Regions from separate parts of the Homo sapiens genome. Here regions 1 and 3 are each linked to region 2. Evidence: chromatin loops called from intact Hi-C (ENCODE). Cell type or tissue: heart left ventricle. All regions are shown on one strand. Region 1 overlaps MEF2A (myocyte enhancer factor 2A). Region 2 has its middle 17 kb from the start of LINC03080. Region 3 overlaps MEF2A (myocyte enhancer factor 2A).

Region 1 (5,000 bases), 220 kb before region 2:
AGTTCTTAACATTACGGGGTTTTTTTGTTCTAAAATTTCCATTTTTTAAATAAATTTCAGTTCTCTGCTAAAATTCTCAATCTTTTTGTTTTTTAAATACCCTTGAACACAGTAAACACTGTTATATTAAAGTCAAAGTCTGTGCCTAGTAACTCCAAATTCTGGAGTTCCCAGGAGGCTGATTCCATTGTTTGTTTATTTCTGCAAGTTTTCATTTGCTTTATTTGTGTGTGTGCCTAGTTCAGCTTATGTGCCAAGTTAGAAATAATAAGGTCTGAGATGGTGTTTTATTTTATTTATTTATTTATTTATTTATTTTTGAGACAGCGTTTTGCTCTTGTCGCACAGGCTGGAGTGCAGTGGCATGATCTCGGCTCACTGCAACCTCCGCCTCCTGGGATCAAGTGATGCTCCTGCCTCAGCCTCCTGAGTAGCTGGGATTACAGGCACTTGCCACCACGTCCGGCTAATTTTTGTATTTTTAGTAGAGATGGGGTTTTGCCATGTGGGCCAGGCTTATTTTATTCTTCCAGAGACTATTTGCTTTTCCGGGCATTCTGGAACCCCTAAATCTAATTTCTAATCACTACGATCTAATTTTAACAAACTTTTGGGAGGTCAAGGCAGGCAGATCACCAGGTCGGGAGATTGAGACCATCCTGGCTAACACGGTGAAACTCCGTCTCTACTAAAAATACAAAAAAATTAGCCCGGCGTGGTGGCGGGCACCTGTAGTCCCAGCTACTCGGGAGGCTGAGGCAGAATGGCGTGAACCCGGGAGGTGAAGTTTGCAGTGAGCGGAGATGGCGCCACTGCACTCCAGCCTGGGCGACAAGAGCGAGACTCCGTCTCAAAAAAAAAAAAACAAAACTGTATGATGCATCTGTAAGATGTCACTACTGAGAAGAACTGTTTATCTCTGGTTTACTTTACTTCTAGAGTCCAGCCTTTTGGGGTGTCAACCCAATGTGAGAGAAGCATATTAGGCTCTCACAATTCTTGGTGGGCCCTGAACTTATTATTCTGTTGGGGGAATAAAAAAAAAAAGGGACACAAAAACAGTATGTAGGCATACAAACAACTAAAACAAGAGCTGAAAAAAAACCATAAATATTTGGAAATACACATACAAGAGTAGCAGCCCTAGTGTTTAACTGGTACAACCTTTATGTATTTTCCCACATTTAATTGTTTTCTGTTAAGTAAGACTCCACAATAGGTCTTATCTGTTTAATTCCATTAAAATATTTAATACTGTGGCAGATATAATTAGGCATTTATTCCTACTTTGTCATTAAATATTTTGTAACTTGTCTTAATAATATCTTTATTGATGTTTGTTTATTTCTTCCTCATCATTTTTATTAAGTCATTCAATCATCTCCATAATTTTTTTTTTTTTGAGAAGGAGTCTCACTCTATCGCCCAGGCTGGAGTGCAGTGATGCGATCTCAGCTCACTGCAACCACCGCCTCCCGGATTCAAGCAATTCTCCTCCCTCGGCCTCCCGAATAGCTGGGACTACAGGTGCACACTGCCACGCCCAGCTAAATTTTTTTGTATTTTAGTAGAGACAGGGTTTCACAGTGTTGCCCAGGCTGGTCACAAACTCTTCAGCTCAGGCAATCTGCCCACCTCGTCCTCCCAAAGTGCTGGGATTACAGGTGTGAGCCACGACGCCCGGCCAAGACAAATATGTTAATTATCTTTCTATCTGTAGAAGTAGATAGACCCACCATTTCTTTTCATTCTAGTCTCTCTGAAAACATTTCATGCTGTTGTAAGATAGAGTAGTTTGGTAACAGTCTAACTTTGGTAAGCAGGGAAGTTAGAGAAAGTCTCCCCTTAAGAAATTATCTTGATGTATTAGTGAAAGTACCCTTCAGAAGGAAATTTCCCAGAAAGCTTTATTTCAGGAACAACATTCCTTTGATCTCATATAGGATAGATACCTACAAAACAGAAGAGTAGGAATTCACTCACCCACTGGACTGCTTCCAGCTCCATTTGGCACTGTGAGGTCTGTAGTGCTCAACATCCCACCTAACAACGTTACGGAGAGAAGACAGAGGGCAGAGAATGAATATGAATTAGCTCTCTTTACCTAACTGAACGTGAACTGAATAGAGATAACTCTCACTCTAATCCTAAAAAGACACAAAAATAAAAACTAGCTCAGTCTGAAGTTGGCATTAACATGTAATCTGATGTAGTTATTATATCTCATATATATGAGTTTACCTTTCAAGCTTGATGTCGCCTTCAATACCAAATAGTGGTATTGCATCAATACCAAAATAGTACATACTGATAAAAACGGGGGCAGTGTGTAAGGAGTATGATTAAATCACTAAATTAAATCTAGGACTTAAGAGAGAGGAGACACTGCATTTCATAGACTAATACAATAAATGTAACATAAATTTTGCTGAATTAATGAAGTAATTCAGGCAGGAGGAGATGTAAAAGATACTCTAACTCCAATCAGGTAGTCTATCACCCATATTTCTAACATGAATGGCTCACACTCTACTTTAAATCCTTGCTTCTGATATCTAACTAAATTTTCTGCCTGTCAAAGTATGGCTTTCCCATGAGAAGGAAAGCATATAAATGGCAGGTTCTCAGTACTGTTCTACTTTGCATGACACAATGCTACACCCACAATTGATTTTCAAAAAAATACTTTAAAATGAGGCCAATTATGTATCAGTGATTCTTGCTCATCAAAGCAATAAAAGAATAGCAAAATAAGAAACTGCTTATGTTAGCAATGAATTTTTTCACCCTCTTTATTAAAGAACCAGCATAATAGGTATCACTACATACCTGCATTGCCAGTACTTGGTGGTCTCTGAGGAGCTCCAGGAGACACATTTCTATGTAATGTGGTTTGAGGTGGAGAGAGCATGCTTGAATCTGTTAACGTTGAGCTGGCTGCCAAAGATGGGGACACCAGTGAACTCCCTGGGTTAGTGTAGGACAAAGCATTGGGGCTGGTCACTGGAACTGTGACAGACATTGAAAAGTTCTGAGGTGGCAGACCAGGCTGTAAATAAAGAAAAAGAAGGAAAAAACTGTTGGTTTCGTATTCATCTACAAAGTAACTTTTGAACTTTAATTTGGCAAGGTAACTCAAGTTACTAAAAGTAGAGGATAGGGATAGGTTCTTAACCAATTTACAGATTAAAGCTATTTTCTTTAGAATTATGTTTGAACATGAATATGACTGACATGAGCCTTTTCAATTTCAACTTTATACATTAATATATACTAATGTCTATATTCTATATTTCAAATATTCATAAAGACAAATTTAAGAGGATAAACCTGATAATCAAGTAGTGTTGTCATATTTAGACATTACAAAATATATCACTGTCACCAAGTAAGCATAAATTGGCACTTCAATGTAAACCTTAATAACATTACATTTCTACTGAGAGATCCCAAATATAACGGAAGGAGAAAAGTGTGTACACATATTATTAACTTAATATGTCAAATCTGATAAATCATAAATATTCCCCATTCTGATTTAATTGACTAACTTTCTAAAGGGCAAAACTAAGAAAAAAAAAAAGTAATTATATACATAACAATGCAATTTGAGTTTAATGAAAATGCAAAGAAATCTAATCTAAACAACAAAATTAACTACTAACCAAGCCAGTAATAAAAGTAATAAAGTTTTTGGTATCTTCTTTAAATTGTATAAAGATTAAATTACAAATATTATAAATGCTAACCTTCCCTCCCTCCAAATTATTCCATATCCCCTTTTTTCTATTTTCTATTTTCATCTTGCATTTCCTCCACACACCATTTACAATATGCTTGTTAACCACGATAAATATATGTTGCTCTTTACAATTTAAAGTGGGAGAAAATAAAACAACTTTACTCTGCCCTCATTTTAAAAGACTAACATACAAAAATAAGGTAACACTGCTAATTCAAAGTTGGAAGAATATATTTTATTGTACTTTATTCAATAGTAGTTTATTTCATGTAGAAAAATTATACATCAACAAATATAAAAACAGTGGGTATATGACAATTTTTTTCAAAAGTAAAACACTTTTATTTGTGCGATATCTTTGCAGCTTTAACATTAACTGCAAGGTCAGCAACATCCCTTTATTTGCTACTGTATTGTTTTTAAGAATAATAATGGTATTTGCCCAAAAGTAACTCCTTAAGGCTATTTTTTTGTGAGCTGGCTTCTTATACAGGTTGAGCATCCCTAATCTGAAAATCCAAAATCCAAAACTTTCTGAGCACCAACATGATGCCATAGAGAATTCCAAACCTGACATGTGGAAATGCAGGCATACAATACACAGTTTATTCAGTGTCTCCAAGGGGAAAAGGACCGTTCCAGTCTGCCATCAGCTTCAATATATCTTTTCTGTGCACACCCAGATTCCCTCACACAAGCACATCCACAAAGGGTAATAAAATGGCACGTGTGTAGGCTACACATGCTAACAGCAGGTTCCCAATGATGCTCCACATGGAGCCAAGACCTATGACATGGGTAGCTGAGACAGAGACATCTTTGCTTTCTGATGGTTCCATGTACACAAACCTTGTTTCATGTACAAAATTATGAAAAATATTGTATAAAACTTCCTTCAGTCCATGAGTATGTAAGGTATGTATGAAACATTAATAAATTTAATGTTTAGACTTGGGTCCCATCCCCAAGATACTATACATATGCAAATATTCCAAATTTTGAAAAAAATCCCAAATCTGAAACACTTTCTAGTCCCAAGCATTTCCAATAAGGAATACCCAACCTGTAATACAGGACTACTCTGAAGAAATGATCCATCATGCATACTTTAGGGCACAGTTTTGAAAGAATTAACTCTGATGCTAAAATAAATATCAGCATTGAAACTAATTTGTTCAAGGGCGGCTGACCTACATATACAGAATTAGGAAATCAGATCCAGAATAACTGTTTTAAGTAGCTCTTGCCAATGGAGCTT
Region 2 (5,000 bases):
TGGGCGGGGGCTCAGAGGAAACCAGCGCCAGTGAGTCAGCCTGCAGTTCTGTTGGACAGAGTGTGGGCTGCCAGAGAAAACAAATTCCTCCAGCAGGTTTATCTCCTTGTGGAGGAGGCCTAATCAGCAGCACGAAGTGGCAAAGGAGGGAGGCCATATGCTCCTGACCTGGCTGAGCTGCCCATGCCCGGATTAGCTGGGTCAGCCAGGCCGAGCGCCTGGTTCCAGGATGGAGGCTCGCTTCTGGTGGGTCCTGGGTAGGGCAGAGGCCCCCGTACCAAGCCAGCCAGATCCATCCCATCCTAAACCCTCCAGGGGGATGGAGCTCCAACAGAAATGAGGAGGGGCAGAAAGGAGACAAATGAAAGCAAATGTGGGTGCAGAATTTCTGAGGTGCCACAGGAAACTTTCCACAGCCACATGCTGTGCTTTCAGTGGGAAATGTGTTAGGCTTGGCAATGCCAGGGAGGGCCACAGTGCAGGGGAGGTGAATGGTGGCTTCCGGATTTGTGCAGCGCACACTCTGCCCTGCCATCCCCGGGGCCCTGGATGGAAGGTCACAATTCTTTATCTATATGGCTTCAGTGATGTTAGGAGAGGCACATTCCCATCCTCAGCAGGTGCATTTGGAGAATCCATAGCACCTAAGAAAACAGGACAGGTGGGCCCTGCTCAGTGGAGCAAGTCACCTGCCCCTTAACAAGGACCACATGTAACCACCCTCAGTTCTTCCTCCACTCCTGCTTCCTTCTCCAGGGGTTCTCAGAGTGTGGCTCCCAGTCCGGCAGCACCAGCACCACCTGGGAACTTGATAGAAGTGCAAATTCTTGGGCCCTCCCAAGACCTGCTGGATGGGAAACTCTGGGGTGGGGCCTAGTTGTGTGTTTAATAGCCTCACCCCACCACCTTCCCCCAGGAAGAAGCATCTTTCTCCCCTACGCAGCCTGGGGACAGGCAGCTCTGGCCTTGGAATCACTAGGGGAACTTTTAAAAGTGCCCGTGCCTGGGTCTCACCCCTACAGATTCAGATTTCTCTGGTCTAGGTTTTAGCCTGGGCATCAGGATTTTTGGCTGTTTTGCAGGCTGAAAGTGCTTCTGTGTTCTGGGGTGCTGGGCTCAGGGTCATCACCTGGAACCACGAACCATGAGATGGAGGCTTGCACTTGACACCTTGCAGGTCTGACCCTCATGCCTGGGGAGACAGCTCAGCTCAAGAGAGGTGCTTGTCTTCGGCGTGCACCGGAATCATGCCTGGGGAGAGAGCTCAGCTCAAGAGAGGTGCTTGGTCTTCGGTGTGCACCAGAATCATGCCTGGGCTGTGAGGGGGGTGCCCAACCATGCAGATTCCTGGGAATCTTCCCCAGACATCCCAGTTTGGTAGGCCTGGAGTGGGGCTGGGGAGTGTGCATCGTGAGCAATGTCCTGGGTGATTCTGATGTGTGCTCAGGGATCTTCCCTTTGAGAGCCACAGAACAGGGACATCTGAATGAGGTTCTGCTTCCATCTCTACCACTCACCAGCCACAGGCCCCCAGCAAGCCCCTTCACCTATGGTTGCTTTGTGCGTAACTTGGGGAAAACAGCAGCCTCCCTGGACCCCTCAGCACAGTCCTGAGACCACATGGATCTGGGCAAGACTGGCCGCTGTGGATGGCAGGACAGACAGAAGGAACTGCTCGACTGTCCTCCGGCCACCTACAGTTGGCCTGCGTGGAAGGAGTAATACTTACTGAGACTGCCCAGCAGAGGTGGCGAGTGTCGTGGCCGAAAGACCAGGCCCAGAGTGCGTGGGTGCCACTCGCAGCTCCCAGCAGCCGCAGGGAGGGGGCTGTGGGTCCCAGGCAGGCTTTGGGGTGCAAGGCAGGAGAAGGGGCAGGCCCTGAGGTCCCAGGAGCTGGATCTGAGACCAAGAGGCTGCAGGCGCCAGGGAGCTCCTGTTTTCTGATGGGCTTCATGACCTTTGAGACTTCAAGTTCTGTTCAGCTGCCCCTGACCACAGCCGACCACAGCCACTGAACCTGACAGGAGTTTCGTTTTCTTATAGAGCAAGTCCAGAAGCAGGCAGGGCTGGTGGAGCCACATGAGGAAGTGCTGGGGATCCAGGCTCCTTTGAGCATCCGGCTCTGCCATCCCAAGCATAGACTCTGTCCTCAGAGTCGCCAGATGGCCACCCCCAGCCGGACTCCGCTTCTGCATTCAGGCAGGAAGCAGCGAGGAGACAGGGCGGTGGCTGTGTCTGGAACACCACACTTCCCCAGGCGTCCCGGCACCCTGCCACGTGCAACTCACTGGTCAAACTGGATCCCCTCCAGGTCTCAGCTTGGGGGAAAGCTGAGAAATGTGGCTGCCTGGAACAAAAACCAGGTGGTGAGGTGGGAGGTGGAGGCGGGGCAGGAGCGGAGTGGGCTCCTGTCTGGTCTCAGTGGACTCGATGCTCCTTGCCACCTTGGCCACACACAGCAGGGTCACAGTGACCCCACTCCCAGATGGCCACCGGGCAGAACAGGGCCTCCTGCTTCTCGACACTGGACTCACAAAGCCTATAACATATCCCCTGGCTAGAAAGAGCTCACTGAAGTCATCACAGCCAAGCAGTGTGACCTGGGATGCGTCTCTGTGCCCAAGAGCCATGGTTCCCCTGACATTCCCGACTACCCGTGGTGCTTCTAGGAATCAAGTGAGGATACGATTGTGAGAACAACTGAAGGGTTAAAAGGCTGGTAGAAGTACAGAGGATGAAGCCCTGACTCAACCATTGCCCACCTCCCTTCTTCCTCATCATCCCTCAATTCAGACCTAGGTAGGATTTGCCTCTGACCAGGTAGGATTTGCACTCTCACCCTCTTCAATTCTGTTGCTACCACGGGGCGCTCGTGTCTCCCTCCAGCAGTCACTGGCTCTGGAACGAGGGTCCGATGTCTCTGTGTCCCGCACACCGCCAGGCCCTGCGATTAGGTGGCAGGGCCTCTGCCCTGCTCCAGGCCGCATGGGTGTCTGAACTTGGCCGTCTCGTGGCCTTTCTCAATTAGCATTTCTTCACCTGTACAGAGGAGATAATAATGTTGCCTCAACCCAGGTGGAGGCTAGGAGGAAAGGCAAACAAAAGACCTAGCAATGGCAAACCTAAACAGCCCTGGAAATGCTTCATAATCAAAATGTTTTCTCCCTCTTTTGAAAGCAGAAATGGAGGGAGCATGTGAAGGATGGACAGAGGGGAGATGGGTCACTGCTTCCCTGGGCAGAAGGAGAGAGGAGGAGGAAAGGGGGAGGTGGGTTGCTGGAGGCAGGTCGGGAGGGGGCTGGGAGCAGCCCCTCTGTGAGGCTGTGAGGTGCATGAGAAGGGACCGGGTGGCCAAGGGACACTGCCACTCCACTCAGCAGGTATGTGCTCCAAGGCATTGTGTTACTACATGATTTTCAGGACACTGAGGGTGAGATGTCCCTCTCTGGGCTCTGCATGGTGGCCACCAGCTTCATAGGGGTGCTGGATGGGAGAGGACCGTGGGCATGACTCAATTCCACTTATTTAGGGGCAAGGAGGGCAGAGAGTGTCTAGAACCTCTGAGCAGGGAATTTGGGTTGCCACAGTGATCAGAGCCCCACTGCTGGGGCCTCCTCCTGGGGTGACCTGGAGGTTGTCCCAAGACCCTGCCTTCACCTTCACAGCCAAGAGGTTCAAACGGGGTTCATGAGACAGAACCGGCCTTCTGAAGGAGGACTCCAACGTCCTCTCCTCCCAATGCACAGTTTCATTCTTGGTTTTATAATGGCAAGTCTCTGGGTGCACAGGCTCCTGCAAGTCGGGCTCTGAGCTTTCTGGCTCGTCACAGGGAAGTCATAACCTTTCCACAGACACAGGTGTCAGCGTTCCTTTTGCACATCCTCTAGCTTAGGGGGAAGGAGCGGGAAGCTGAGGCTGAGGCTTGTGATTATGCAACCAGGAAAGGGCTGCTCTAGTGCCGAAAATAAGGGTTTGGAGCTCTGCTCTTAGACAGAAGGCTCAAGGGGCGGGGGTCTGGTCATTGTCTTCCAGTGGGTGGGAGCTTTGTTCTAAGCGTGGCTTATCCTTCCTGTGAGTAGCTGACCTCACTGCGGAGAGGCGGTGGTTGGAACGAAGCCAGAGAGACGGGGCTTAGACACAGGGAGTGGTTTCCCGACCGACAAGGTGAAGACAACAAACCACTGGCGTGGGTGGAGAAGAGTCTGGCCCAGGGATCATTTTCATAAATTATTATTTAAAAAATACTATAAAACCGATACTTGCACATGGTGCCCAAATGTGAACACTACGGTAGGGCTTCTCAAAGTGGGGCTCCTGGAGCAGCAGCAGCGGCTGCAGCCTTGCCTGGGAACTTGCTGGAAATGCAGATTCTGCCTCCTCCCCACCTCACCACTCACCGCCAGACCTGCTGAATCAGACACCCTGGGGGTGGGCCCAGCAGACTGTGTTTGAACAAGACCTCCAGGGGACCCTGAGGCACCAGAGTCTGAGAACCCTACGATACAGAGTGGAGACCACAGAAGGCAAACTTCTTACTCCCAGGGCCGTTGCCTGGAGGTACCTTCCTTTATTCACGTTCTCACACAGATGGGATCACTCCCAGCACCACACTGCTCAGCGCTCCACACTTTCACCTAATAAATAGATCTTAGATCCACCCACCTTTTGCCAACTCCAGAACTTAGGTATCAACCTCATTCTGCTTTTTTTTGTTTTGCTTTGTTTTGTTTTGTTTTGTTTTGAGACGGAGTCTTGCTGTGTTGCCCAGGCTGGAGTGCAATGGTGCGATCTTGGCTCACTGCAACCTCCGCCTCCTAGGTTCAAGTGATTCTCCTGCCTCTGCCTCCCAGGTAGCTGGGACTACAGTTATGCACCACCACGCCCAGCTAATTTTTTTTTTGTATTTTTAGTAGAGATGGGGTTTCACTATGTTGGCCAGGCTGGTTTCAAATTCCTAACTTCAGATGATCCACTCGCCTCGGCCTCCCAAAGTGCTGGGA
Region 3 (5,000 bases), 230 kb before region 2:
TTTGGAATACTTGTATACTTATTGGCTGAGCATCCCTAAACCTGAAAATCCAAAATCCTCCAATTGACACTTCTGAGAATCACGTCAGTGCTCAAAATGTTTCAGATTTTAGAGCATTTTGTATTTGGGATACTCAACCTGTGGTAACTAATGAAGTACCTTGGGATATCTTAAAAATAAGCAAAGGAAGACAAGCAAAGTCTGAAATACATATAAAGCTTAAGACTAATGATACTTGTACAGCATTACTCCTTGGACCTGCTGAAAGAGATTTAACACACAACACATTTCTGGCCAGGTGCAGTGGCTCACGCCTGTAATCCCAGCACTTCGGTATGCCGAGGAGGGTGAATCACTTGAGGTCAGGTGTTTGAGACCAGCTTGGCCAACATGTTGAAACCCCGTCTCTACTAATAATACAAAAATTAGCTGGATGTGGTGGCGCCCGCCTGTGATCCCAGCTACTCAGGAGGCTGAGGCAGGAGAATCACTTGAACCCGGGAGACGGAGGTTGCCGTGAGCTGAGATCATGCCCCTGCACTACAGCGTGGGTGACAGAGTGAAACTGTGTCTCAAAGAAACAAACAAGCAAAAGACCACATTTCTAAGAGGGCATCTCATACTGGGGACTAAAATAATGGAGGTATTATAGAAAAATGTCTGAGACCAGCCTATTCATTCACTCTTGTGAGAGCAAAGGCACTGCTACCACTAAGTTCTGAGTAGTGAACTAGGTATCAGAGCAGCTTCTTAACTGCAGCTTATTCAGCACTCATTTCTAATGCCCCGTTTTCACCACGTACTTCTTCCTTATGGCTCTACTTCTACTGAGTCTGTTTCTTCAGCTTCACTGAGGTCCTTATTAAATATTTCTGATTTATCTCACTTTAATCATCTTATTCCTAAACTTTCCCTAACAGAACCTTCCATCTCCCTTAATGAAATGAGGAAAAATGCACATTGTGATATATGCTCTATGTATATAATACTTTTGGGTACTAGTTGAGATATAAAATACGTATGAAACCATCCTGTTTTCATGAATACTGTAGTCAGTCATTCTACTTCTTCCCATGTATAGCAACCACGTGGACTGGGTGGGGCTGACTCTCTGCAACCCTCCCTCCAGCCCCCAGATGAACTTAGTGATAGGCATTTGACTCAGGTCATTCTCGCTCACCACAGTGACTGGATGTGGTAATGACCAATCAGAACCCGGGTAAAACAACTCTTCCATGATTATCAGGAGGCTCTCACATTCCCTAAACTGTGCCTGAGGAAGCATTTTATTTTTATTTATTTATTTATTTACTTTTCAGACGGAGACTTGCCCTGTTGCCCAGGCTGGAGTGCAGCAGCGCGATCTCGGCTCACTGCAAGCTCCACCTCCTGGGTTCACGCCATTCTCCTGCCTCAGCCTCCTGAGTAGCTGGGACTACAGGCGCCCGCCACCACGCCCGGCTAATTTTTTGTGGTATTACCAGAGACAGGGTTTCACCGTGTTAGCCAGGATGGTCTTGATCTCCTGACCTCATGATCTGCCCGCCTCGGCCTCCCAAAGTGCTGGGATTACAGGCATGAGCCAACGTGTCCGGCCAGCATTTTATTAAGTCATTTTGAGACTCAGAAGAAGGCCAGAATGAGGAAAAAGCTGATACAAAAAGGAGAACAGCAAACAAATGATGTAAAATCCCTGATTAAACCATGCTTGTAGTCTGTACCACTTCTGGATCTTTCGGTTACATGTAAGTTAATACATCCCCTATACAATTTAAGCCTGAGGTAGTTTTCTGTTAGTTGCAACTGATACTATCCTAATAGAAACAGCTATTATTCACCAGCTTGCAGTCCAACAGCAGAGATAATGACAAGTAAAAAGTAGATAAGTAACCAGTGTACAGAAACATATAATGTGCATTTATAAAACAGAGATTACAGTGTGGTATTTCAATTTCAAAGTAAATCACAAATAAAGCAGAGAAGAATAAAAGATAAGTGTTTATTACAAAGCTGGCAAAGAACAAAATATTCAGAATAGTGAACCAGAGGTTCCTGATGAGCCAAACAGGCCTCTTAAGTTCTCTGGGGAGGACTCAGCATTCACATGTCATTAAGACTAGCAACTGCCTAAAATTGGAAATCATAGAAGTACCTTTACTATTTGGAAATTAAAAAAATTCAAATATCTATTATGTATACAGTACTGTGCCCCTGGGAGGGTATATGTAGAGAAACCATAAAAAGCCTACAGGTCTTCAAGTAGCTTTTCATCTAGTTAGCAAGAGCAGGCATATCACATAGGCATGAATATACCAAAATTATACTCACAATATGGGCAAACTAGAGGTAACCACACAAAATTTACAATGAAATAGAAAGCACTGATAACAAATCTATCAGCTTAATTAGGAAAGCCTTTGTGGGATTAACTACTGAGCAGTCTGAAATGAGAGAAGAACAGAAGAAAAGAGAAGGCAGGCATTATGGATAAATGTGAGAAAAACACGTTAAAGCACGAATGAACAAGGTGTGAGTGAGGAATGGCAGAGCAGATAAGCCTGGATAATCCACAGCTTCAGGGACCATCAGAAGGAAAAAGTAGCTGTATTTGTTCTGCTCCTTTCATTCTAGTATAAAGCCAAAAAGAAAACTTCAGAATTCACGAAAAATAAGCAGACACTAGGTGTTACAAATACACACACACACCCACACACCCCTGTATTAATACACGTGCAAGGACTAACAAAAACTGAGTGTCTGCTGTGTGCTTAACACTGGTCTAAAATTCGTCCTAATAATCTCATCCTGACAAGACTGCATTCTGAGACGTAAAATGGTTTGCCTCTGGGTCAGATGTGGTAGCTGATGCCTGTAATCCCAGAACTTTGGGAGGCTGAGGTGGGCAGATCGCTTGAGCCCAGTTCAAAACCAGCCTGGGCAACATGGTGAAACCCCGTCTCTACAAAAAAAAAAAAAAAAAAAAAAAAAGAAAAATTAATAGGACATGGTGGTGTGCACCTGTAGTCCCAGAAACTAAGGAGGCTGAGGTGAGCCCAGGAGGCAGAGGTTGCAGTGAGCCAAGACCACGCCACCACATTCCAGCCTAGGTGACAGAATTAATCCAATCGAACAAAGACAAATTAAAAAAAAAATCAAAAAACAAAAATGAACAAAGCCTCCAAAAAATTTGAGATTACGCTAAACAGCCAAACCTAAGAATAAGTGGTGTTCTTGAGGAAGAAGAGAAATCTAAAAGTCTGGAAAACATATTTGAGAAAATAATTGAGGAAAACTTCCCTGGCCTCACTAGAGATCTAGAAATCCAAATACAAAAAGCTCAAAGACCTGGGAAATTCATTGCAAAAAGATTGTCACCCAGGCACACAGTAATCAGATTATCTAAAGTGAAGACAAAGGGAAGAATCTTAAGAGCTGAGAGGCAAAAGCATCAGGTAACCAACAAAGGAAAACTTAACAGATTAACAGCAGATTTCTCTCCAGAAACCCTACAAGCCAGAAGAGATTGGGGTCCTATCTTTAGCTTCCTCAAACAAAATAATTGCCGGTCAAGAGTTCTGTACCCAGCAAAACTAACCTTCATGAATGAAGAAGAGAGAGTCTTTTTCAGACAAACAAATGCTGAGAGAATTCACCACTACTAAGCCAGCACAACCAAGAAATGCTAAAAGGAGTTCTAAATCTTGAAACAAAACCTGAAAATACACCCTCCTTAAATCATAAATCTCACAGGGCCCATAAAACAACAGCACAATGAAAAAAAAAGTATTCAGGCAACAACTAACACAATGATTAATAAAATAGTACCTCACATCTCAATATTAACGTTGAATATAAATGGCCTAAATGTTCCACTTAAAATATACAGAATGGCAGAATGGTTAAAAATCCACCAAGTATCTGCTGTCTTCAACACACTCACCTAACATGTAAGGACTCACATAAAGTAAAGGGGTGGAAAAATATACTAGAAAATCTAGAGGAGATGGATAAATTCCTGGAAATATACAACCCGCCTAGGTTAAATGAGGAAGAAATAAAAACTCTGCATGGACCAATAACAAGCAGCGAGACTGAAACAGTAATTTTAAAAACTGCTAATAAAAAAAAAGTCCAAGACCAGATGAATTCAGAGCCGAATTCTATCAAGCATTCAAAGAAGAACTAGTACCAATCTTATTTTACCATTCCAAATGACAGAGTAAGAAAGAATCCTTCCTAAATCATTCTATGAAGCCAGTATCACCCTAATACCAAAACCAGGAAAGGATATAACAAAAGTAAACTACAGACCAATACCCATGATGAGCACAGGTGCAGAAATCCTCAACAAAATAACAGGTGACCGAATCCAACAGCATATCAAAAGATAATACACCATGATCAAGTGGGTTTCATACTAGGGATGCAGGGATGGTTTAACATACACAAGTCAATAAGCAAAACTGGCACAGAAGGGGCATATCTTAAAGTAATAAAAGCCATCTATGACATCTTTACTGGATTCAGTAAAGTTTCAGGACACAAAATCAACAGCACTGCTATACACCAACAATGACCAAGCTGAGAATCAAATCAAGAACTCAACGCTTTTTGCAACAGGTGCAAAAAAAAAAAATACTTAGGAACATAACTAACCAAGGAGGTGAAAAATTTCTACAAGGAAAACTATGAACCACTGCTGAAAGAAATCACAGATGACACAAACAAATGGAAACACATCTCATGCTCACGGATGGGTAGAATAAATATTGTGAAAATGGCCATACTGCCAAAAGCAATCTACAAATTCAATGCAATTCCCATCAAAATACCACCATCATTCTTCACAGAACTAGGGGGGAAAAAAATCCTAAAATTCCTATGGAACCAAAAGAGCCTGCATAGCCAAAGCAAGACTAAGCAAAAAGAACAAATCTGGAGGCATCACATTATTTCCATTTCAAACTATACTACAAGACTATAGTTACCAGAAAAGCAAG

Evidence for each region. Peaks named below come from ENCODE experiments on the same cell type or tissue, not always from the same donor. Only the 100,000 strongest peaks of a DNase experiment are listed, where the experiment ranks them.
Region 1: it touches region 2 in a loop (1.9-fold over the local background); 3 of 110 quality-filtered maps call a loop at or near these places.
Region 3: a loop joins it to region 2, with 2.1 times the contacts of the local background. A loop is called at or near these places in 3 of 110 quality-filtered maps.

The regions. Positions count from the first base shown.
Region 1 is chr15:99,672,442-99,677,441 of GRCh38, reverse strand. MEF2A (myocyte enhancer factor 2A) reads right to left here. Exons shown (of 12, transcript NM_001319206.4): 6 at 2,830-3,049; 7 at 1,984-2,043. Among named protein-coding and RNA genes, the nearest start is that of LYSMD4, 58 kb to the left of the region's middle. In heart left ventricle, no CTCF peak of the experiment used is centred here; no DNase peak of the experiment used is centred here; H3K27ac peaks cover 40 bases.
Region 2 is chr15:99,450,124-99,455,123 of GRCh38, reverse strand. No RefSeq gene overlaps it. Among named protein-coding and RNA genes, the nearest start is that of LINC03080, 17 kb to the right of the region's middle. RefSeq lists an enhancer at 1,887-2,196. In heart left ventricle, no CTCF peak of the experiment used is centred here; DNase peaks (open chromatin) are centred at 1,683, 2,223, 4,083, 4,327 and 1 weaker place; H3K4me3 peaks cover 428 bases; H3K27ac peaks cover 4,828 bases.
Region 3 is chr15:99,685,073-99,690,072 of GRCh38, reverse strand. All of the region lies in intron 7 of MEF2A (myocyte enhancer factor 2A), which reads right to left. Among named protein-coding and RNA genes, the nearest start is that of LYSMD4, 46 kb to the left of the region's middle. In heart left ventricle, no CTCF peak of the experiment used is centred here; no DNase peak of the experiment used is centred here.